2 separate regions of the Homo sapiens genome follow, and region 1 is linked to region 2. The links are chromatin loops, found by intact Hi-C in ENCODE. Cell type or tissue: heart left ventricle. All regions are shown on one strand. Links, peaks and the distances in the headings refer to the core of each region. The heading gives the core; the rest is flanking DNA.

Region 1 (3,773 bases), core at 859-3,358, 700 kb after region 2:
GTCAAACTGACAAAGCAGTAGTACTCCCAAGAAGAGCGGTGGGAATTTCCAGGAAGGAGAGAGGCCCCAGTGGGGGAGGTGAGAAGAAGGCCTGGAAAGACCCTCCAGCCTCCGCAGACAGAGCGCTCCAGGCTGCCCACAGCCCCAGAGAGCAGGAGGGCGGAAGGGTTGCGCTGGAGCAAATGATTCAGATTCCTGTGAACTGTAAAAGCCTTTTAAAAAGCTACAGCCGGAGTGATAGTTTAGCTGATGAGTTGAGCCTTAAAAGCCAGGCCAAGGAATTTTAACTTTTCCATGAGAACAATAAGGTTATTTTTTATTTATTTATTTTCCCCATGAGAAGAAGTCTCGCTCTTGTACCCCAGGCTGGAGTGCAATGGTGCGATCTCGGCTCACTGCAACCTCTGCCTCCTGGGTTTAAGCGATTCTCCTGCCTCAGCCTCCTAAGTAGCTGAGATTACAGGCGCCCGCCCCCACGCCTGGCTAATTTTTGTATTTTTAGTAGAGACAGGGTTTCACCATGTTGGCCAGGCTGGTCTCGAATTCCTGACCTCAGGCGATCCACCCACCTCGGCCTCCCAAAGTGCTGGGATTACAGGCGTGAGCCACCACACCCGGCTGAGAATAGTAAGTTTTTAAGCCAGAGAGGGTTAGATTTATATCAAATATTTAGTGTCCAGTGCCTCACAAAGAGCAACCGGTGATTAAATATCACCTTTTATTAATACTGATAACAATATGCTTATATACTGCCTTTACCTGGCATTACAGAATTTTCTTAATTCTTAGGTAAAAGGTTGAAATCAGGAGATTGGTAGCTCTCACTGACTTATGGAACTGGTAACTTGCCTGACACAGACTAAGTAATTAGTAAATATTCGTTTTCTGCTTGTTTCTTTTTCAGAGAAAGGGTTGGCTGGAGCACAGTGGTGCAATCATAGCTGAGGCTCAAGGGATCCTTCTGCCTCAGCCTCCCAAGCAGCTAGGACTACAGGCATATGCCATCACATCGGGTTAATTTTGTATTTTTTGTAGAGCTGGGGTCTTGCTCTGTTGCCCAGGTTGGTCTTGAACTCCTGGGCTCAAGTGATCCTTCCACCTCAGCCTTCCAAAATGTTGGGATTATGGGCATGAACCACCACACACAGCCAATAAGTATCTGTTGAATCAAAGAATGCTTAAGTGAATGGATTATATCTAGCAAATATAGTATAAGAGAAAGAAATAACATTCATGAAATAAAAAAGCAGATTCCTGTATTTTAACACCATAAAATGGCCACTACAATTGAAACAGAAGACTTCCCTGACCCCCTTCACTGAATGTACAACGGGGGGTGGCACCCCTTATGGAGGGGGAGCATGCACACAGGCAGGTGCAGGAACCAGGGGGAGATCTTTTGGGCTCCAGCCACACAGCTGCATCTAGGGGTGGGTGCCTGCGACTCCCAAAGCCCCAGTGGGCATGCTTTTAGCTCTGCCATCTGCAGACGGCCTAAGTGTTAACCAGCTCAGTGCCCTCTTGGTACTCGGGTTCTTGTCTGGAGTCCAGGAAGCATCAGGTCACACACAGACTTGAAGGATGGTGAATTCAGGGGTTTTACCGAGTGGTGGAGGTGGCTCTCAGCAGGATGGATGAGGAGCTGGAGAGGAGGTAGAGTGGGAGGATCATCTTCCCCTGGAGTTTGGCCATCCAGTGGCTGATCTCCTCCCCAACTGTCCCTAGTCGAACTTCTCTGGATATTCAGATGCTCCTCCTCGTCTCTCCTTCTCTGCTGCACTGTTCTGCTGCCCTTCTCTCTTCTGTTCATCTGCCCGTCTGCTCATGGAGCCTGGGGTTTGGGGTTTATATGGGTACAGGACGGGGGGGCGTAGTGGGCCAAAAGACAACATTTGGGCATGAAAACGGGAATGCCTGTTCCCACTTAGGGCCGTGGATTTCCAGGCTTGGGGGTGGGGCCTTTGTTGGAGAACTGCCCTCTTCTACCCAGTATTTCCCTGTTTCCTGTCTCTTGTCCATATCACTATGTGACACGTTGTCTCTGGCCTCAGCTACACGTGGAAAGTGGCCAGGCTGCCAGGAGGCAAGGAGCCAGCACAGGATTTAGATAGAGGAGTTAGCTGCTCGACTGTCTCCTATATTTATACTCTTACCCCTGAGCGTCCATTTAATGTTTTCTTCTCCTTATAAAATACATGTCTAAATCCTCTTCTACCATAAAACTCATTTTAAAAATTGGTCTTTTCTGTAATTTGTGAATATTTATCTCCATTATCAGACAAATTCCAAGAGTACAAACACATATTTATATTCATTACAGAGGTGAGCCATCTGTAAGTGATCAACAAAAACTTTCTCATAAAGAACATAAAAGCCATCAACACAATGAAAATTCTGATAACCCATGTTCATTCTTTCATTTAAGCATTAAGAAGTTACCAAGCAGCAAGGCCCCATGGTAGGCAATGAGAAATACCTAAGGCATGAGCCCTGACTCCATCCAGGACATTTATAAACTACTGCAGGAGGCAAGATTAACATACAAATCTGTCCACAACACTGGTTTCAATCTCTAAAAAGTTATTTTTTCCACCAGAGTAACTATTAAGAATCAAAATGGATACATTTGGTTTTAAATTTCTATCTTCATCTCCTGTCTGTCTCTCTCAGAGATAAATGTTAACAAGCACTAGAATTATTTAAATGCAGTCATCAGAGCAAACCAGAAGAGAAGGACAAATGGAGAACAATCTATAGGAGAGACATAGCAGATCAGTGGCTGGACAGTCTGAAACTTCAATAACAGGACACAATACAAAGAAGAAGGGCTCCTACAGGAAAGGATATGGTGAAGTGGCTGTGCTAAAAGAAGGGATTATGAAATAAAATATTTACATTTAAAGTCCTAGTTTTAACAAACTTACTTTATCCAGCCTCTCAAATTCCAAAGCCTTCAACAGGAAAAGTCTTTCCACAATGCTACCCTAAAAATAGTTCCCTTTAGTCTTTCTCAGGATACCATGTAGATTTCCCTTCAGTTTGCTTTTGCAACAACACTGGTGTCACGAAGAATGAAACGACGACTTATTTTAACTAGAGAGCAATATTTATGTTATGCACACATATCTTGACACTGTCACACACGTGCTGATGTTTTCTTTCTAGAAATGGGATCTGCATCAGCCGTGTTTGGTGTGTGCCCTGGCCTTGCAGCTGTTGTGCTGGCAAGTTGGGTGTTGTTCCCAGGCATTCCACGGAGTTTCTTGGTTTAATTTTATCTAACAGGCTAAAAGGGGTACAATTATTTTTTATCAAAATAACAATAAGGAAATAACTTCCAACAATGAATTTCTAAGTGAAAGAATCTGCACATCATACATTTGTGTCTGTAATTAGCAAAATTAAATGTCCCTTTCTCTCCGTGAAGTATTTAGCTTGCTTCCTTACAATAACTGTCCATGGAATAAAAGCAAATAAACAAGAAATTGAGTTTACAAACTTATGGACATTAATTATTCAATTTTGGCAGATGCTTTTACTTTAAAATCAGTTACAATACAAACATGTGAAAAACTTCTAGGTTCTAAATCACATCACTAATCTCAGCAGTTCTGAGAAAACAAGTGACTCTTCTTTCGAACAAATGAAACCACCCAAACATTATTTATCTTTCAGCTGCACTACTCCCATGCCCAAAATTAAACAGAGAAAAGTTTTCAGACTCAACAATTCACCTCCACCGGTAATCTGAAGCCAGAGTGGGAGAGCAGGTA
Region 2 (3,773 bases), core at 425-2,924:
CTTCTACTGCTACAGCAGGAACAGCACTGTGAGGGAGGGATGTTGCTCTTCCTATTTTTCAGTCGTGGAATGGAGGCTTTGAAAGGTTTGGTAACTTGCTCGAGATCACACAGCCAGCGAGGGGTAGCATGGGATTAAACACCAGTCGGCTCGTCTCCAAAGGCCTGACTGACAAAAACAAATTTCAATCGATTTTACTTTTCCTCTGTAATAGATGAGGAATATCTCATTTCAGAATATCTGAAGGTGACATTTGGAGTCGCTCATTGATTCAATTATTCTGAATCTTTATTTCAGAGCTTATTTATCTCAGGTTTTAGATGTGGAATGCTCCAAAACTATTCATTGGTTTCACTTCCCTTTGCATTGCTAAGTAAAGGTGATATAGGAGAACTACTCACAGGGGTGAGCACAGCAAGGGTACGAAGGATGTAAAATCAGACGCAGCTTTTCTATGCATCTTTCTTAAACACATTACTCTTAACCCAAGAGACAGTCAGGATCATTAACTTTCCTAATATTTTGTAAAGCATTCATATAGCAACATTTGGGGCACATGCGCACCTGGTCTTAAGTCAGGGCAGGAGTGGCTAATTAATTCTCTGATTCCTCAGGCTTCACAGTTTCAACCAGCCATAATTATTTTGCAATTGAGGTTCCCTCTCTGCCTAAACTGGCATTGTTATCAAGGGCTAAATGCATCAGCTTTGTAATAATGAAGATGGGTGCCAATTCCATCTTCCATATGGGATGAAGTTGGGGAGAGAGATGGTGGAGAAGCACTGGTCAGACTGTAAATGATATTGAGTAGAAAGAAGTCAGGGATTTTTGTTTTTAACATGAAAAAGAAATAGAATTGTAACTAAGTTGAAGTTTCTTTACTGTTTCATCTTGTTTCTTTACAAATTTCATCTTGTCATTTACAAGGGTTTATGCCACATAGCTATGGATTTGGGCCCAATATTTGACCTTATAGCAGCTCTAAAATATTAGACTGCAGTTAGGAAATGCCCTCTGGATCTGATTTTTAAACAGAACCAAATGCATTCTACTCTTTTCTGCTTTTAAGAGTAACACTGCTTGAGGATGCATTGAAGCCCTGCTAGACATCTTTGCTGATATTTGCCTTTAGCATTCTTTCTGGAGGTATTTAGACCTTAATAAACTACCATTATCCTTTAAAAAAGGACTGAAGAGAATAATATTTGTAGAAACAAAATAATCAAATACAGTCCTACATCATTTAATGTTGGGGATACGTTATGAGAAATGCATCGTTAGGCAATTTTGCCATTGTGTGAACGTCATAGAGTGTACTTACACAAACCTAGATGGTGCACCCTACTACTCCACACCCAGGCTACGTGGTGCAGCCTATTGCTCCTAGGCTACAAAGCTGTGCAGATGTGACTGTCCTGAATACTGTAGGCAATTGTCACACTGTAAGTATTTGTGTATCTGAACATATCTAAACAGAAAAGGTACAGTAAAAATGTGGCATTATAATCTTAGGGGACCACCATCACATACATGGTCTATTGCTGATTAAAATGTGGTTAAGTGGTACATGACTGTACTAGCATTAAAGTTCTTCCGAACTGAGAGGGTGGAATGGGAACAGGTACTGGCTTCTTGTTTTAAGGGCTGACTGGTGAGGAAGGTACTGGCTTCTTGTTTTAAGGGCTGACTGGTGAGGAACTTGCCACACAGAGCAGTAGGCTCAACTAGGCTGAAGACAGGCTACAGATAGGCTCCAGGGTTGACCCAGGGCCAAGATACAGCAGCTGCCTTGTCCTGGCTCGCTGCAGACTTGGCATCTCCAGTGCCTGTATCCCTGAATTTGTGGTTGAACTTAAGTTTGGGGAGTCCCAGTGGCCCTAATGAGACTGGAAATACCACCCTAAACAACCTCCTTTAGCAGCTAAACTGACAATAATAATCTGTTGTTTACTGCACAGGATTGAGATGAGTGTAGCAATCTCCTAGACGAAGGGCCAAGCTGCTCACCCACCTGGGTGGGGTGGTCAGTCTAGGGCGGCCCAAGGGGATTCTTGGGTCACGATGACCCTGGGGCTGATAACCAACTCACAAATACATAAATCAACAACATGAGGCTAGCTTCTGCTGGGGCTTTGTTGTCTGGTGGGCCTGAGTTTTAATCCCGGCTGACCTCTTACTAAGCGATTGTGGGTAAGTCATTCTAATTTTTTTCTCTCTGAGCCTCAAATTCCTCATCTATAAAGTGAGCATGAAATCCTATTCTAGTCATTCTGAGGGACAACTGAAGTGATATATGTGATAATATGAAATATGATAGATGTGATATATAGAACTGTAAAACTTTTAAAAAGTAAAATGCCTGTTAAATTGTTAAATATGTGTAATATGTGAAAAACTCCTGGCAAATATACCTACTAATATCCATTTCCATATAGTTCTTTTATATAAAAGGTAGAGCAGTATATGTAAACCTTCTAATAAAACACTTAGCTATAACTATGAATTCTCATGTGCTCTTCCTGCTGTCAGCCTCTCCTCCTGCTGTTAAATCTTTGCAAGGCCTCCTCTAGTTGTTATGTTCTGAAAAGATTCAAGTTTGTATCCTAGACTTCAAAGTTATGTCTCTCCTATGTGGTGTGTAGTGTATCACCCTGTACTTGGAGGTATGTGATACAAGAAACTAAGGAACTAAAATAATTCTTTTTTTTTTTTTTTTTGAGATGGAGTCTCACTCTGTCGCCCAGTCTGGAGTGCAGTGGTACGATCTTGCTCACTGCAACCTCTGCCTCCCGAGTTCAAGCAATTCTCCTGCCTCAGCCTCCGGAGTAGCTGGGATTACAGGTGCCCGCCACCATGCCTGGCTAATTTTGTATTCTTAGTAGAGATGGGGTTTTACCATGTTGACCAGACTGGTCTAAAACTCCTGACCTCAAGTGATCCACCTTCCTCAGCCTCCCAAAGTGCTGGGATTACAGACATGAGCCACTGTGCCTGGCCCCTACAATAATTCTTTAATGTGAGGAAATATCAAATGAAAAATAAGAAATTCTAGGTAAGGAAAGAAATTTATTTAGTGGAAGTATAAAAGAAGTTTAAAAAGTTGAAGAAAATTTTGGTTTTCAATGTTGATGCAGCGTCCTTTGTGAATCTTTAAATTTGTGAATGACACTTTTGAAAACTTACACCTTATTCTAAGTGTCTTTGTTCACTTTACACTGTACTGTAAAGAATCACAAGAGTGTCTCATAAATAACTTTCTATATAACATATGTATATTTCAAAATAACATGTTATATATATAATACATACAATTTTTGTCAATTAAACAGTACATTAAAAAGACAAAAATAACTTTCCATAAATGAGCTCAAGTTATTTCATCCACAGTGATAGAATGTTCCCCATTTGATGCAAGCAGTTAAACTTAATTTCCATTAAGACAAACACACAAATAACAATCCTCCTTCCCAAACTTGAAATCCCACTTCTCTTTTTGAACTCTCTTCATGAAGTAGTCCCTTTTCTTGCATTTACAACATAAAGCCTAAACCACAAATATTGGAGGGCAGGGGTTGAGGATGAGCAATTGAGATGTTCCTCATGCCCTTAAACCAAGAGTCCTTATGTTCTCTCCTTCCTAAGGATGGCTTATTTTCCTTTCCATGAAATGACTTTAAGGGTGATTATATCCAAAGGGAAGTGACGTTTCCCCTTCTTTCTCTTCAGTTGGTCCATTTTCACAGCCCACAAAAGCAAGTCTCTATTTTGGGACT

The links. A loop is a pair of places that touch in the nucleus more often than their neighbours do. Peaks named below come from ENCODE experiments on the same cell type or tissue, not always from the same donor. Only the 100,000 strongest peaks of a DNase experiment are listed, where the experiment ranks them.
Region 1: it touches region 2 in a loop (2.2-fold over the local background); 1 of 110 quality-filtered maps calls a loop at or near these places.

Annotation. Positions count from the first base shown.
Region 1 is chr1:232,551,520-232,555,292 of GRCh38, forward strand. The region is part of intron 2 of SIPA1L2 (signal induced proliferation associated 1 like 2); the gene reads right to left. Among named protein-coding and RNA genes, the nearest start is that of SIPA1L2, 77 kb to the right of the region's middle. RefSeq lists enhancers at 1-146, 147-674 and a silencer at 3,764-3,773. In heart left ventricle, for the core only: no CTCF peak of the experiment used is centred there; a DNase peak (open chromatin) is centred at 2,062; H3K4me3 peaks cover 791 bases; H3K27ac peaks cover 2,017 bases.
Region 2 is chr1:231,852,019-231,855,791 of GRCh38, forward strand. All of the region lies in intron 9 of DISC1 (DISC1 scaffold protein), which reads left to right. The region is part of intron 12 of TSNAX-DISC1 (TSNAX-DISC1 readthrough (NMD candidate)); the gene reads left to right. Among named protein-coding and RNA genes, the nearest start is that of DISC2, 35 kb to the left of the region's middle. In heart left ventricle, for the core only: no CTCF peak of the experiment used is centred there; a DNase peak (open chromatin) is centred at 1,783; H3K27ac peaks cover 296 bases.